Linked DNA regions of Homo sapiens: region 1 is linked to region 2. Evidence: read pairs that join two places in POLR2A ChIA-PET (ENCODE). Cell type or tissue: PC-9. All regions are shown on one strand. Each heading gives the region's core, and the rest is flanking DNA. Links, peaks and the distances in the headings are about the cores only. Region 1 has its middle 10 kb from the start of STK24-AS1. Region 2 overlaps FARP1 (FERM, ARH/RhoGEF and pleckstrin domain protein 1).

The links. ChIA-PET counts read pairs that join two places held together with the same protein. Peaks named below come from ENCODE experiments on the same cell type or tissue, not always from the same donor. Only the 100,000 strongest peaks of a DNase experiment are listed, where the experiment ranks them.
Region 1: POLR2A ChIA-PET joins it to region 2 with 16 read pairs; 3 of 35 experiments call an interaction of 5 or more read pairs at or near these places.

Annotation. Positions count from the first base shown.
Region 1 is chr13:98,583,190-98,591,285 of GRCh38, reverse strand. No RefSeq gene overlaps it. Among named protein-coding and RNA genes, the nearest start is that of STK24-AS1, 10 kb to the right of the region's middle. In PC-9, for the core only: no CTCF peak of the experiment used is centred there; a DNase peak (open chromatin) is centred at 4,335; H3K27ac peaks cover 671 bases.
Region 2 is chr13:98,205,469-98,213,564 of GRCh38, reverse strand. FARP1 (FERM, ARH/RhoGEF and pleckstrin domain protein 1) reads right to left here. Exons shown (of 27, transcript NM_005766.4): 2 at 152-345. The coding sequence starts at 322. It overlaps MIR3170 (microRNA 3170), which reads right to left and starts at 5,041; the gene lies at 4,965-5,041. In PC-9, for the core only: no CTCF peak of the experiment used is centred there; a DNase peak (open chromatin) is centred at 3,114.

The DNA.
Region 1 (8,096 bases), core at 2,911-5,410, 380 kb before region 2:
GTACTGCAGTGCCATCTTGGCTCATTACAGCCTCAACCTTCTGGGCTCAAGCCTCCTGAGTAGCTGGGACTACAGGTGTGCACCATCATGCCTGGATAAATGTTTTAATTTTTTGTAGAGATGGAGTCTCACCACCTTGCTCAGGCTGGTCTCAAACTCCTGGGCTCAAGTGATCCTCCTGCCTTGGCTTCCCAAGTTGCTGAAATTACGGGCATGAGCCACCACATCCCCAGCCCACATATATATTAGTAAGTATTTTATTGACATGTAACACACAGAGAGAAATACACAAATCATGAACAGCTTGATAAATAACTCAAAGTGGATTCAATAGTGTAACCAACCATACCTTAGGTCAAGACATAGACCCCCCACCCCTCCTTAATTCCCACACCTTGTTCTCTTTATCTTTCCTAAATGTAACTACTCTGTGGATGTCTGACACTATAGATTAGTTTTGTCTGATTTTGAATTTTATGTAAGTAGAACCATGCAGTACTCCTTGGTATTTATAGTATTCTTTTATACCTGCCTTCTTTTATTCAACATTATATATTGAGCATCAGTGCATCACTGCATACACACACATACACACAAACACACACACTGTTTTCCATTTATTAAATCTCTCTTCAGTTGTATCTAATTAGCTCTTTTTGTTTGTTTGTTTTTTGAGACAGAGTCTTGCTCCGTCGGCCAGGCTGGAGTGCAGTGGCGTGATCTCAGCTCACTGCAACCTCTGCCTCCCGGGTTCAAGTGATTCTCCTGCCTCAGCCTCCCGAGTAGTTGGGACTAGAGGCGTGTGCTACCACACCTGCCTAATTTTTGTATGCTTAGTAGAGATGTGGTTTCTCCATGTTGGCCAGGGTGGTCTCTGACTCCTGACCTCAGGTGATTCACCCGCCTTGGCCTCTCAAAGTGCTGGGATTACAGGCGTGAGCCACCGCACCTGGTCTAATCAGCTTTTAAACCCATTATTCTTTGTTTTTTTGTTTTGTTTTGTTTTTGTTTTTGTTTTTAACATTGAACTATTGTATTTTCATTTGTAGATTTTCTTTCTTTCTTTCTTTCTTTTTTTTTTTTGAGACGGAGTCTTGCTTTGTCACCCAGGCTGGAGTTCAGTGGCGTGATCTTGGCTCACTGCAAGGTTGGTGGCATGAGCCACCACACCTGGCCAGAATTTTAACTCTTTTTTATAGTTTCCAATTGTCTCAAAATTCTCCATCTTGTCATTTAATCTCTTGAATGTGTTAGTCATGTTGATTCTAATTTCATGCTCAGCACTTCCATGTCTCCTATGCGTGAGTTCACATTGTATGCTTCTTCTCCCGGCTTTTGTCAAGTGTTATCTTTTTGTATACCTGATTTTATTTTGTAAGTTCTATTCTACTTTTCTACTTTGCCTGGAGTATTTTTTATTGAGTACCACACATAGTGTATGAAAAAATGCAGAGATGGTTTGAGGCTTTAGATGATAGTATCTTCCTCCAGAGAGGATTCATGTTTACTTCCGGCATAAAGTGGGCTAGGGGAGGCCGGGCACGGCGGCTCACGCCTGTAATCCTAGCACTTTGCCGGGCCGAGGCGGGCGGATCACCTGTGATCAGGAGTTCGAGACCAGCCTGGCCAACATGGCGAAACCCCATCTCTACTAAAAATACAAAAAAATTAGCTGGGTATGGTGGTGCTCACCTATAGTCCCAGCTACTTGGGAGGCTAAGGCAGGAGAATCTCTTGAACCCGGGTGGCAGAGGGTGCAGTGAGCCAAGATTGCACCACTGCACTCCAGCCTGGGAGACAGAGTGAGACTCCGTCTCAATTTAAAAAATAAATAAATAAATAAAAATAAGTGGGCTAGGGGCATAAGATCTTAATCTAATTTTTTGAGCTGATTTGAAGCTGGACTTCATTCCTTGTGAGAGTTAGTCTATTTTCCATTCACCCTTACTCTAAGAATGGAGTGCTTTGTGGTCCCAATCAAAAGCCTGGATTGTTTGCCAGAACTTCTCTTCCATAAAGGGCACTGAAACCCAAACTGTGCCCACCTGGCCCTGTCAAAGTGCTAAACCTCTGTTTTCCCTTTTGCCACTCAGTTGTCTTCCAAATTAGCAACTGCCTCAAGGAGAGATGCAGTGCCCGGTGCCAGGCTTGCCTCTCTTAGCTTCCATCTCTTCTGGATCTTGGCTCTACAAATTGCCTTGCTAGTTCTCTGATAATTCCAAGCACATGGGTTTTGGATTTTCCCTTGTTAACTATTCTGTCTAGCTTTTCTAGTCATTCTTAATGGCAGGATTGCTCTGAAATAAACTAGTCAGCCATATCCAGAAGCAGAATTCTACATATACATGAGTGAAAAATGTTATCATAATATAAATACTTTCTAATAACTTGCTTTTCTCACTTATCCATATATGAACCATCCACATCTTTCATAAGTATGTCAATATTAATTTGTGCAATAATTTAATGCTAGATAGAATTTCTACCATTCTATGATTGTAGCATAATTTTTAGCCAAATGGTTATAATTGTGTATTTCAAGCATTTTTCAATTTTTTCTCTCTTATAAACAGCAATATGATCTCATCTTCATATATACATTTGTAAGTAGTTGTAATTATATCCTATGTATCATATCTCAAAGTAAAAATTTATTTAAAAAGTATGAATATTTGAAAGGTTTTCTTGTTTCACTAAAGGTCCCTCTAGGAAAATCATACTAATTTATATTTCTACCAGTGGTACATAAGTGCCAATTTCTCTTTCTTTATTTTTTTTTTTTTTTTTGAGATGGAATCTCGCTCTGTCACGCAGGCTGGAGTGCAGGGGGGCAATCTCAGCTCACTGCAACTTCTGCCTCCCAGGTTAAAGCGATTCTCCTGCCTCGGCCTCCAGTGTAGCTGGGACTACAGGCCTGTGCCACCACACCTGGCTAATTTTTTTGTATTTTTAGTAGTGACAGGTTTTGCCATGTTGGCCAGGCTGGTCTCGAACTCCTGGCCTCAACTGATCTGCCTGCCTTGGCCTCCCAAAGTGCTAGGATTACAGGCTTGAGCTGCCACGCCCAGCTGATTTCCCTATATTTTTAAGCTTTTTTTTTTTTTTTTAGAGACAGGGTCTCACTGTGTCACCCAGGCTGGAGTACAGTGGCGTGATCATGGCTAACTGTATCCTGGAACTCCTGGGCTCAAGGGATCCTCCTGTCTCAGCCTTCCAGGTAGTTGGGACTACAGGAACCTACCGCTACACACTATACCTGGCTTTTTTTTTTTTTTTTTGGTTGGGGGGTTTCACTCTGTCACTCAGGCTGGAGTGCAGTAGCGTGATCATGGCTCACTGCAGCCTTGACCTCCACAGGCTCATGTGATCTTTCCACCTCAGCCTCCCAAGTAGCTGGGACTACAGGTGCATGTCACCACACTTGGCTAATTTTTATATTTTTTTGTTTTTGTTTTTTTGAGACAGTGTCTCACTCTCATCCAGGCTGGAGTGCAGTGGTGTGATCTCAGCTCACTGCAACCACCGCCTCCTGGGTTCAAGTGATTCTCCTGCCTCAGCTTCCTGAGTAGCTGGGATTACAGGCATGCACCACCATGCCTGGCTAATTCTTGTATTTTCAGTAGAGACAGTTTTCACCATGTTGCCCAGGCTGGTCTCGAACTCCTGACCTCAAGTGATCCTCCCACCTCAGCCTCCCAAAGTGCTGGGATTACAGGTGTGAGCCGCCACCATGCTCGGCCTAAGTATTTTCTAAATAATTCTATTATTAAAACTCAGTATTCTCTATTAAAGCTTGCCTGCGTCTGACTTATGAACAAGTATTTTCTACACGATTCTTTTATATTCTTATGGTGGGAACACTGTTGGGGTCACAAAGAAAAAAAATAAACTTGCACCCTGACTTTCCAGAGCTCATGATTCCTCACAGATGGTCTTCCATGACCCCCTTTTCATGAAGGTCCATGGTGATGTTCCTGGAAGGCCTGAATCCTCTGTAGACAGGTTCACCTCCTTGAGCTCTTACCAGTTATAGATGTATTTTGGACCTTGCCTTTATCTTGAACTACAATTATGTATTACAGCTCACAGTCCAGGATGGCTCCTTTATCTCTTTCTGTCGACGCTACATATTCACATAAGATGGCTGTAGTTTCTTTTTATTCCTTTATGTTACTCTCTTAAACTTGTCCTGTTTGAACCCTATTCTATGGTTCTTACCACTCACCCAGTTTACCAAAATCACTCACTCAGGTCAGAGGTCAACAAACTATGGCTCCCAGGTACAAATCTGTCCTGCCACCTGTTTGTGTAAATAAAGTTTCATCACAATACAGTCATGTTCACTCTATAGGTATTGTCTATGGCTGCTTAGTGATATCACTGTGGAGTTGGGTAACTGGGGCAGAGACCACAAGGTTCATGAAGCCTAAAATATTTACTTTCTGGCCTTTATGGAAAAAGTTTGCCAGCCCCTGATCTAAAGGCTGGCTATCCTTCTAACTCTATAAGAAGATCTTGAACTTCATAAAGATTTCCTCACTGCCAGATTAAGCAGCTGCACAAACCAAACCCCCAGCTCCCCCACTCCAGTGGATACAGAGCTCTTATCTGCTCAGTATCACTTTATTTAGGGCTTTAGGGCGTACCACCCCCTCCTTCCTGAATAAATCATTCTCAGTTTCTGGATTCAGATGAGATTATCTTGTCCCCTCCCACCACCCCAGGCCACTCAGAGTCCTCCCTGCGACTCTTGGCAGATCTGTCATGAAAGACAGCTCCCTTTAATCTAGGCTCTCAACCTGTTAGCATGATGAAGGCCTAAGGCTGACAGCAACTGTCTTGCTCCCATATGGAAGGAGCCCACCTAATAGTTATGCCAGCAGAGGTCAGGGAGCCAAAATAGGAACCCACAGAGTCCTGATTCCCTTCTTTGAATCCCTAGATGGACTATTCAGAAGCCAGCTTCATGTTCTGCAATTTTCTTCTTAAAACTTGACTGTGACTGATTCATAAATACTAGAATTCCCTGTTACATGAGCCCATTAATTACTCTTTCTGCCTAAGTTAGTTTTCACAGGGTTTCTGTGAAACTGAAAGAGTCTGGACAAGCATAAAAACTGGGACCATGGCCAGGTGTGGTGGCAAACACCTGTAATCTCAGCCACCCAGGAGGCCGAGGCAGGAGAATGGCTTAAGCCCAGGAGTTCGAGGTCACAGTGTGCTATGATTGTTTCATTGCAGTCTAGCCTGGGTGATAGAGCAAGACCCTATCTCTATTAAATAAATACATAGAAACCGGGACCAGGAGTGAAAGGTGCCAGAAGAAAATTGATTAGGTAAATGGTATGCATGAGGCTGAGTGGAAGACAGCAGAAATCTCAGAGTTTGGGAAGTTGATGAGCCTTGGTGCCAGTGAACCTCGATTTGAAGCTGGCTTCATAGACCAAACCTCCAACTCCCCCATTCCAGTGGATACGGGACTGTTATCTGTTCAGTGTCACTTTTTTTAGGGTATACCATCCCCTCCTTCCTGAATAAATCATCCTCTGTCCCTAGATGCAGGAGGGATGATTTTATCCCCTCCCACCACCCCAGGCCAATCAGAGTCAGGTATCTCTTGTGCCTTTGGACTCAAATCACTTATAGACTTTGGATCTGGGAAGTGCAGAGAATGAAGTTTTACAATGGTGCTTCCTCATCGACATCAAGAAACACAGTCTGTGTCAGGCACCACTGATCTAAATAGATGAGGGTGCTCCCTGCCAGAGGCAATTGGCCTGGAGGCTTTCAATACCAGGCACTGCCCAGCTGTCTGGGACTCGGGGCACGGACGGCCACCGTAATGGTGTGCCACACAGCCCAGTGTTTAGGAAGTTCTTAGTCTAAAAAAACCAGGCTGAGTGTGCTGATTACTTTTGTGGCTTTCAGTAAGTTGCAAGAAGAAATAGACAGGCTTCAGCCGAATTGGCACATCAGGAGGCCATGCAGTCTTGGATAAAAGCCACGGAATCTTGCAGAAGGAGGACTTTCCAGCCTGCACCAACAATCCCAAATTGGAAGAGGCATGTTTCCTGCAGAATGCAAAAGCTGTATGAACGCTCCCAAGTTGGAGTAAGTGAGAGTTAGTCAGAGAGGCGGGTAAACACCTGGGAAGTAAGCCTGAGAGCAGGCTTACAGGCTGGGTGTGTGACCTGCATGGTCACACATCACCCCACACTTAGAAGGGCCCTATGCTTGGTTTACTGCTCTATTCTCATAGTCTTTAAACTATTAATATGCTTTGAACAAGGGCACACATTTTTATTTTGCAAATGTAGCTGGTCCTGCCTGGGACTCTGGAGAAGTCAGAGAATCAAGTGACCCTGATCCTCCAAGATCCTTGGATCTAGCACCAGGCTCCTCCCTCCTCCTGCTGAGTACTAATTACTGGCTGAGTAATAATTTCCCCCATTGCCAGGCCTGGGGTATATCCAGGGAAACAGGGGCAGATTAACCCTGCCTATCACCTCAATCAACTCACTCAGAGGCAGAGAACTACCCTGAAAGAATAAGACCTTGGGCCCTAAGGGGCAGAGGGCTGAGCTTCCAGTGATGAGGTTTAGATTCAAAAGCCTGGACTCAATAAGCTTCTGGCTGCGGTTTCTTCTCAGTTTTCAAGGGAGTTATATCACCAGGACAGTCCCAAACTTGATGACTGTTTAATTCCCTAAGCCCATGGCTCTCAAACTCTGTCCCAAGGTGCTCTTGGGTACTGCAGAAAATTCAGAGGTGCCCATATGCAATATTTTACTTTTTTTTTTTTTAGGAAATATAGTGAGATTCAACATCTGTCAGATGCCACACTGACGGGTAGCTCAGGTTAACATTAGATCATGCTATATTCTTTTCAGTGGTGTCATATTATTTGCAAAGTGGTTGCTTATATTTTTGGAAGTTATTGTGATTTAAAAACACACAAAAAATCAATGTGGAACAAAAAACGAAGGTGGCAATGTCCACTGTGATTCAAAGATTGGGAAGTTGTGCAGTGTCCAACAGGAACACATGTCCCATCAGTAATTGGGATTACTTAAGAATACAATGAAACTATTATTTTTAAATGTACAGTACTATTTCTTCAAATGGCTAAGTTACTAAGACAGGAGTCCATATTAATTTGTTTGTACCTATTTTCTTAAATTTTTTTTTTGAGACACAGTTTCATTCTGTCATCCAGGCTGGAGTGCAGTGGCACTATCTTGGCTCACTACAACCTCCGCTTCCTGGGTTCAAGCTATTCTCGTGCTTCAGTCTCCCAAGTAGATGAGATTACAGGCACCTGCCACCATGCCCAGCTAATTTTTGTATTATTAGTAGAGATGAGGTTTTGCCATGTTGGCCAGGCTGGTCTTGAACTCCTGACCTCACGTAATCCACGTGATCCACCTGCCTCGGCCTCCCAAAGTGCTGGGATTACAGGCATGAGTCACTGCACCCAGCCTCTATTTTCTTAACTAATTGGCCTGTTAGGTATTTCCTTTGGCCCAGAGATACTATAAAAAAAGTCACTGAGGCACTAAGGGTGCTATGAAGGAGAACATTGGGAACTCTGTTCCAGGATATTCCCCAGAACCCCACATCTTCACCAACAGGAGGTGGGCTGGTCAGTCTGTCCCAGAATTCTCTCCAAGGTGGCCATGGAGGACCACATAAAAGGGAGCATCTCCCAAAGAGCAGAGCCAAGTGCAGCCCAAGGGCTGACCCAGGCCCCCCGACCTTATCTTCCAGAAAGGTTTCATGTACATTACGGACTGATGGATGCCTGCTCCCTTCCTTTTCTTTTCCTTTCAAATGAGAGTTTTTAAGGTAGTTTTCAAACATATCCTCCTCCATAATATATTAAACACATGAAGGGTGATCACATTTACCAATTAGAGATTGCTGGCCTGTGAAGAGCCATATCTCAGCTTGAAAAAGAGAAAACCAGATTGTCCAGAGCCCCTGGACCAGGAAACAAATGGCCTCAGTAGAAGGCAGTAGGGTTGACTCGCTGTGGGGAAGAGGTGAGTGTATAAATGGTTACTCATGGACTGGCTGTATTATTTGGGGAGGGGAGT
Region 2 (8,096 bases), core at 2,147-4,646:
AGCGGGGCCATTGGGGGGCGGGGAGGGAGGTGCTGAACATGCAGGACCTCCAGCCGCCTCATGTCACTGGCCATGGGAATGAGCCGAACCTCCTCACACCAAAGGCTGTCCCCTACCACACTCCTGGGTTACAGATAAGCCCCCAACTTACTGGAACTTCAAATGCCTCCTGGGTGTCATCCAGCATCTGGATTTTGATGGACACGAGTTTTCCTGAAGGTGTTGGGGGCGGCTTCTGTCCACGTTCCAAGGTACTGATCCCCGAATTTTCCGGGGCCCCCAGTCGTGATCCTGGGGTCGGCCTCTGCTCTATTTCTCCCATGATGAAAGCGGCTTAGAGAATATCTGCAGGAAGCAGTGAGAAAGAAAAACACATCAGAATAGGAGACTACCACCCAAGCTGTGTGCCACCTTGAACCCCACCCAGGTGGGCAGGGGGCTCCATCCCCTGCACAGGAATCACATATAGGGAGGCATCGGTTCACTCACAAAGTCACCTTTAAGCACTCAAGGCATGCAAATACTTTTTGCATACTTTATTCTTTTGAATAATTTTGCATATTGTTGCATATTTTATTCCTTTCTCGTTTTACAGTCTGTTCTTAATTATTCAGTGTCTACAATGAGCTAGGCTAGGCACTACTTTTTACACATTGAAGTCTGGTGGGAAGATGATAAACAGTGCCTAAACCATATCATTAGCATCCATTAATTACCTTTATGGACATAGTTACATGCTAAGTACTGTGGGTATTCTAAAGATAAACAGGTAAAACGCGCACTGCAGAGCTCGGGCTAATAATCTGGTTGAGGAAATAGACATACACTCGCAGACATACACTCATACAGAGGCAACAGAGAGTAGGGTCATTTTTCTTGGTTTCTAGTGTCTATTTCTATTACAATAACCACCTAATAATTCATTTCTTTCCAGCCACCCACCCCCCCAACTATTTCCCCTTTCCCAAGAAGCCATTCTACACACTATACTATACTATCAACAGTTATTTTCCTAAAAACAATCATCTTTCCTCCCCAGATAGTCTACTCTTGTCTAATGACACCCTCAGCTTCTCCCTCCCCTCTCGCTGCCTCTGTCTGGCTCCAGGTCTCCACATGCGTGGCTTGCTGTGGCTGAGTGCTTTGCCCTCTTTCTTCACCTGGAAACTTCTACCACTGCTTTAAAATTCAGTTCAAATGTCACATCCCAGCCAGGCACGGTGGCTCACGCCTGTAATCCCAGCACTTTCGGAGGCCAAGGTGGGTGAATCACCTGAGGTCAGGAGTTCGAGACCAGCCTGGCCAACATAGTGAAACCCCACCTCTACTAAAAACACAAAAATTAGCCAGGTGTGGTGGCATGTACCTGTAGTCCTGGCTACTTGGGAGGCTGAGGCAGGAGAATCGCTTGAAGCCAGGAGGTGGAGGTTGCAGTGAGCCAACATTGCACCACTGCACTCCAGCCTGGGGGACAAGCGTGAAACTCCATCTCAAAAACGAAAACAAATGTCACATCCTGGCATCTGGTGCAGAGCACATGTGTTATCCCCTCTGTGCTCGTGGCTGTCAAAGCCACATCATGGTGGTTGAGCCCACGTGTGTGGAGAAGGCACTGTGATGCCCTTAAAGCAGGAACCCAATCTCGAATGTCCTTTGCAGCTCAGCGCCTACCTAGGCACAATGCCTCACACGGAGTGGAGGTCAATACTGGCTGCTTAACGACTGGACCACTCAGCCAGTATATTTATATGTGGCTGCATATTTAGTGTCAGAAGGACATAAGGGAACGAGATTTCCAGGTGAGATGAAGTGGTTAAAAGAGAGGGAAGCCTTCCATCATGGAGAAGGTGAGAATTGAACTCAAGTTGGTCTCAAATGTTGGAAAATACTTGGAAAGAGACAGGAGACAGACAAGGAAAAGGCACTCCTGGGAAGTGGAATGGCATCCACAGAGTTACGGGACAGAAACACGATGGCACAGGCAAAAAAGAGTGAGAATCAGAGCCAGAGAGTTCAAGATGTATTTTAGAAATGATTTGAAGTCAGGTGCTAGAGCAGCGGTCCCCAACCTTTGTGGCACCAGGGACTTGTTTTGTGGAAGACAGTTTTTCCACAGACAAAGTAGAGGCAATGGTTGCGGGATGAAATGGTTCCACCTCAGATCATCAGGCATTAGATTCTCATAAGGAGCGCACAATCTAGATCCCTCGCATGCGCAGTTCCCAACAGGGTCTGTGCTCCTATGAGAATCTAATGCTTGCAGCTGATCTGACAGGAGGCGGAGCTCAGGTGGTGATGCTCGCCTGCCGCTCACCTCCTGCTGTGCGGCCCAGTTCCTGAAAGGCCACGGACCACTGGTCCACGGCCCAGGATCTGGGGACCCCTCCTTTAGAGGACTTCAAATGCCTGGCTGAAAAATATGGTCTTTACCCTGCAGGCAGCAGGAGCCACTGAGGGAAGAGTAACAACACAACAACAACAATTTCAGAAAAATGAGCCTGAGGATGGTACTATATATAACTAAAGAAAGAGGGTTGGGAGGGCAGGGGCTGGGGCATCCAGTTACAAATCACCTGTAACAATTCATGCTTGAAGTGCCAATCTGGACAGCAGCAATGGAAATCAAAAGGTGATGCTATAAAATCTACTTCTGTGGAAAAACTAACCCAATGTTAAAAATGGTTAGCTACCAAGAGGAGGTAAAGGTCCAACACTGGGCTGGGTGCGGTGGCTCACGCCTGTAATCCCAGTACTTTGGGAGGCTGAGGCGGGCAGATCACGAGGTCAGGAGATGGAGACTATCCTGGCTAACATGGTGAAACCCCGTCTCTACTAAAAATACAGAAAATTAGCCAGGCGTGGTGGCGGGCGCCTGTAGTCCCAGCTACTCGGGAGGCTGAGGCAGGAGAATGGCGTGAACCCGGAAGGCGGAGGTTGCAGTGAGCCAAGATCGCGCCACCGCACTCCAGCCTGGGCGACAGAGCGAGACTCTGTCTCAAAAAAAAAGAAAAGATAGAAAAACGAAAAAGAAAGTCCAACACTGATGAGAAAGTTTGAAATCAGGGCAGAAGGGAGGAAGTAGGAGGGGGAGGTGTGAGTGTGCTTTGGAATGCTCCCTGGGGCTATAAAAGGACATCCTGTGGGTTGTCCTGTCTGGGAGCTGTCCTGTCCAGGCTGGGTCTGGGCTATGGGTTCAGGGTGAAAGCCATTAGAATCAATGAAAGGAGGTGAATGTATAACCAAAAAAGCAAAATGAACCATCAGGCCCAATGGTGAGGGTCATGGAGAAAGAAGAAATGGGAAAAAGAGACCCCCAGGGGGCACTTCTGGACAAAGGGGCCACAGAAGGGGCACCACAGAGCTATCTGGGGTGCAAGGAATGGAACTGTGAGCTGCGTCTCACTCACATTTGAGAAAAAGTCACCCTTCATTTCTTTCCAGCCACCCACCCCACCAACTATTCCCCCTTTCCCAAGAAGCCATTCTACCATTCTATACATTGTACTATAGTATCAACAAAGTTTTTTTTATTTTTTATTAATTTTATTTTACTATTATTATTATGATTATTATTATTATTTGCAATGGAATCTCAAACTCTGTTACCTAGGCTGGAGTGCAGTGGCGCAATCTCGGCTCACTGCAACCTCCACCTCCCAGGTTCAAGCAATTCTCCTGCCTCAGCCTCCCGGGTAGCTGGGATTACAGGCGTGCACCACCACCCCCGGCTTTTTCTTTTTTTTTTTTTTTTTTTTTTTTTTTTTTTTTGAGACACAGTTTTACTCTATTGCCCAGGCTGGAGTGCAATAGCAACATCTTGGCTCACTGCAACCTCTGTCTCCCAGGTTCAAGCGATTCTCCTGCCTCAGCATCCCGAGTAGCTGGGATCACAGGCGCACACCACCACACCCAGCTAATTGTTGTATTTTTAGTAGAGACAGGGTTTCACCATGTTGGCTAGGCTGGTCTTGAACTCCTGACCTCAAGTAATCCACCCGCCTCAGCCTCCCAAAGTGCTGGGATTACAGGCGTGACCCACCGTGCCCAGCCAACAAAGTTATTTTCCTTAAAAAAAAAAAAAAAAAAAAAAAATCTTTCCTCCCCAGATAGTCTGTCTCCTGATCCCTCAGCTTCTCCCTCCCCTCCCGCTGCCTCTGTCTGCCTCCAGGTCTCCACACGTGGCTCACTGTGGCTCAGCACTTTGCCCTCTTTCTTCACCTGGAAACTTCTACCACTGCTTTAAAACTCAGGAAAGTTGGCTGGGCGCGGTGGCTCACGCCTGTAATCCCAGCACTTTGGGAGGCCAAGGCGGGTGGATCACGAGGTCAGGAGATCGAGACCATCCTGGACAACACGGCGAAACCCTGTCTCTACTAAAAATACAAAAAATTAGCCGGGCATGGTGGTGGGCGCCTATAGTCCCAGCTACTCGGGAGGCTGAGGCAGGAGAATGGCGTGAACCCGGGAGGCGGAGCTTACAGTGAGCCGAGATCGTGCCACTGCACTCCAGCCTGGGTGACAGAGCAAGACTCTGTCTCAAATACAAAAACAAACAAACAAAACTCAGGAAAGTGTTAAAGCCTTCTCTTCAGGAAAACCATCCGGTTTCCAAATCTCATTTTGTAGAGTTTTCTTCCCTAACTCATTCTCAGCCTTTTCCTTAAGAGTAGGTCCCCAGAAGTTTCCTAATGAATTCCTTACTTCCTCTGCAATGAAACCTCTAATGCTGTCACCATAGACACAAGGGCTGGCCCTGAGGTCAGCAAATCAGAAACTATGGGATCACATCCACAGCGACTCAAATCACCAGGGCCTAAAAGGGCGTGTCCTTCCATCGAACATGTCTAGGAAACACCTGATCACTGTCTAGGAAACACCATTTACTCCTGACTTCTCCCACACTCACCTTCCTCACCTACGGTCCATCAAAGCCTTTTGAAGATTTTATTCACTCCTTATGTCGTCTGGTAACATAGGGGTTCTAAGACAGGCAATGCTTCTGGAGCTAACACTGTCTGTCTCAGAACCCCAGTGTTACCAGATGACATATGGAGTGAAGATCTGAGAACTGCTTTTTTTTTTTTTTTGAGATGGAGTCTTGTTCTGTCACCCAGGCTGGAGTGCAATGGCGCAATCTCGGCTCACTGCAACCTCTGCCTTCCAGGTTCAAGCGATTCTCCTGCCTCAACCTCCCCAGTAGCTGGGATTACAGATGCCCACCACCATGCCCGGCTTTTTTTTTTTTTTTTCTCCCCAGTAGAGATGGGGTTTCACCATGTTGGCTAGGCTGGTCTTGAACTCCTGACTTCAAATGATCCAAGTGCTGGGATTACAGGAGTTAGCCACCACGCTGGCCCCTTCTTTTTTGAATGCCTGATTCCACAGGTCTGTTATATAAGTGCCTTTCTCACTTCTGCCTCAAATAAGCTTTTTCTAAGCATCTGTTTCTAATCTGTTTGGTTGTGTGATCTCTGCTTTGGTTCATTCACTCATTAGCCTTGAGAGATGAGACCAGCCTGGTTAATCTAGAATCCCAGCCTAGTGCCCTTCACCGAAGTGGAAGAGAGATCCTCAATACTGGGCCAATGAATCAAAGTGTGTGTGTGTGTGTGTGTGTGTGTGTGTGTGTGTGTGTGTGTGTGTGTGTGTGTGTGTGGAGGTGGTGGTCGGGGAGCAGTATATTCATTATGAAGTCAGTTGTGTCCAAAATAATCTTCACAAGCCAGGCAAAATTACTTCTATTCCATATATGTTTTCTGTTCACTGTCTCATGGTTAAAAATAAATGCAATCTCCAGAGAAAACTATGCCATCAGTCAAGTTGGCCTTCCCCATTCCCAGCCCCTCCATGCACTTTTCGTACTTTGGTGTGGCCCCTCCCCCACCCCACCCCTTCTGCCCTGCACTTGCTCAGCAGGGACAGGCCCTGTGCACGGTAATTCACACTGGGCTATAGCTGGGCTTGTCACTCTGAGTCAAGCAGGCATGGACCTGGCTATGGTGTTGATGCCCATCCAGGGAGCCGATGACGGCAGGAAGGAAGGGCTCTACTCTCCCACCTCACCCCAGCCTAAAGGTGCTCAGACCCTCCCTGCAGATATCTTCTCCTTGTCCTACCTAAGCAAAAAGCAAGACTCCTCATCCTCTGAACTGAATCCTTTCTCTCCCTCTTGCCCAAAATCCCCAGATAAATATATATTCTAATTTTTAGCACCTTGGCATTTAAAAATTTAATTGAGTTAGTCATTAACAGATACTTGGTAGCTTAACTTCCTTTCTCTTTAGTTCTCAAATGATCTCATGTCTAGGTTATTTCTACTTCTGGATACTGATGCTTGAACAAAGTATGTCATACTTTCTCTCTGTTATCATACTTGCATGCAGACTGTTGCTGTACATGGAAAAGTCTGTTTAATTCAATCATAAATCCAGCCAAGAGTTTTGAGTTGAGCATCCTAAGAACGCTAAGGGAACATCTCAGGAACGCTGGCAAGTCATAAATGGGTAACCACAGTTGATGCTTGATAGCAAAACTGGTAAGCCCAGTAATAAAATGCCGTCTTCCAGATAAACAAATCCAACAAACCGAAAGGCCTCTAGTGTATAAATATTAACCTATGCTCTATTCTGAATTTATCTCCATTAACTTCCTGACTTCTGAAATTCTTGAGGAATAGTCAAAATATAGACTATTTCTTTCCTTGTGATACCTTATTACTAAAGTGATTATTCCAGACCTTAAAGTTAAAAGCTGCTTGCAAAACTACTTTATTAGTTAGCTCTATTTGAGAAATTACTTTAAAAAAGTAACAACAAAGAAGTAACAAGATTTTTAACCGCCAGAGAAAAGGTAAAAAACTAGAGTTGTCTTGTCTTAGTATCCTGACTTATAAGGACTTCCTCTTGCAATTCATCCAAAAGCAATAAGCAGTAAACTAAAAAACACAAATTCCATCCCTGAGGAAACTGGGAGACATCTGTAGCCCCAAACCAGAAAATGTAACAAAAATGTGCCAAGCTGCAGTGAAGGTCAGAAAGAAGGGAAGGAAAATGCTTGGAGAGGCTGCTCATGGCTACAGATCTCAGATAAAAATGGCGGAGCTTCAAATAAGCAGCAAACCAGTCATAACTTTCTTGGAATAACAGGGACAGGTGTGCAGATTCACAGTAACAGCTTCCCTGGACATAGTGAGATTGATATGAAATGAGAAACCATACAGGCAAGCCATATTTGTAGGAAGCAGTCTGTCGCTGAGGCAAGATGAAAAAGACAGACTGCATTAGACATACCACCAAGGTTGACTACCAAAGTTTCAGCAAATAAGGGAATAGCAAAGGTTGAAAGGATCACACACACACACACACACACACACACACACACACACACAACCTCAAGTCATGAAAATTCCTATTAGTATGGAACACGGCTCTGTCTGCTGGCCCACTGAGGCTCCTGCAAAGAGCTACTTCATACCTACTAACCAAAAAACAAACAAACAAAAAAACCTTTACAAAGATGCTGCAAGAAAAAAGAAAAATGACAGATGAACATCCAAAGAAAATGTTACATGCAACAGATTAAAGCTTTGTCCAAACATAGTTATAAATTAATAAAACTTCATGAAATAACTGATTCCATAGACAAAAACATAAAAGGATTTACAAGAGTTCAGGGAAGCTATGGGAAGACATTAGCAGGAAATAAAGAATAAGGGTGGCAGACCTTAGGAGGACAAAATGGAAGAATGAAAATATCACCAAAATACAGGCCAAATGGGAAGCAGCTAAAAGGAAATATGCACTGGTGAAAATATGAAGGACCTAATGGGAAAGACTGAGAAAAGCAAGCAATAGATTTAAAACACAGAGAACTGGCTGGGCACGGTGGCTCACACCTGTAATCCCAGCACTTTGGGAGGCCAAGGCAGGTGGATCACAAGGTCAGGAGATCGAGACCACCCTGGCTAACACAGTGAAACCCCGTCTCTACTAAAAATACAAAAAAATTAGCCGGGCATGGTGGTGGGCACCTGAAGTCCCAGCTACTCAGGAAGCTAAGGCAAGAGAATGGCATGAACCCGGGAGGTGGAGCTTGCA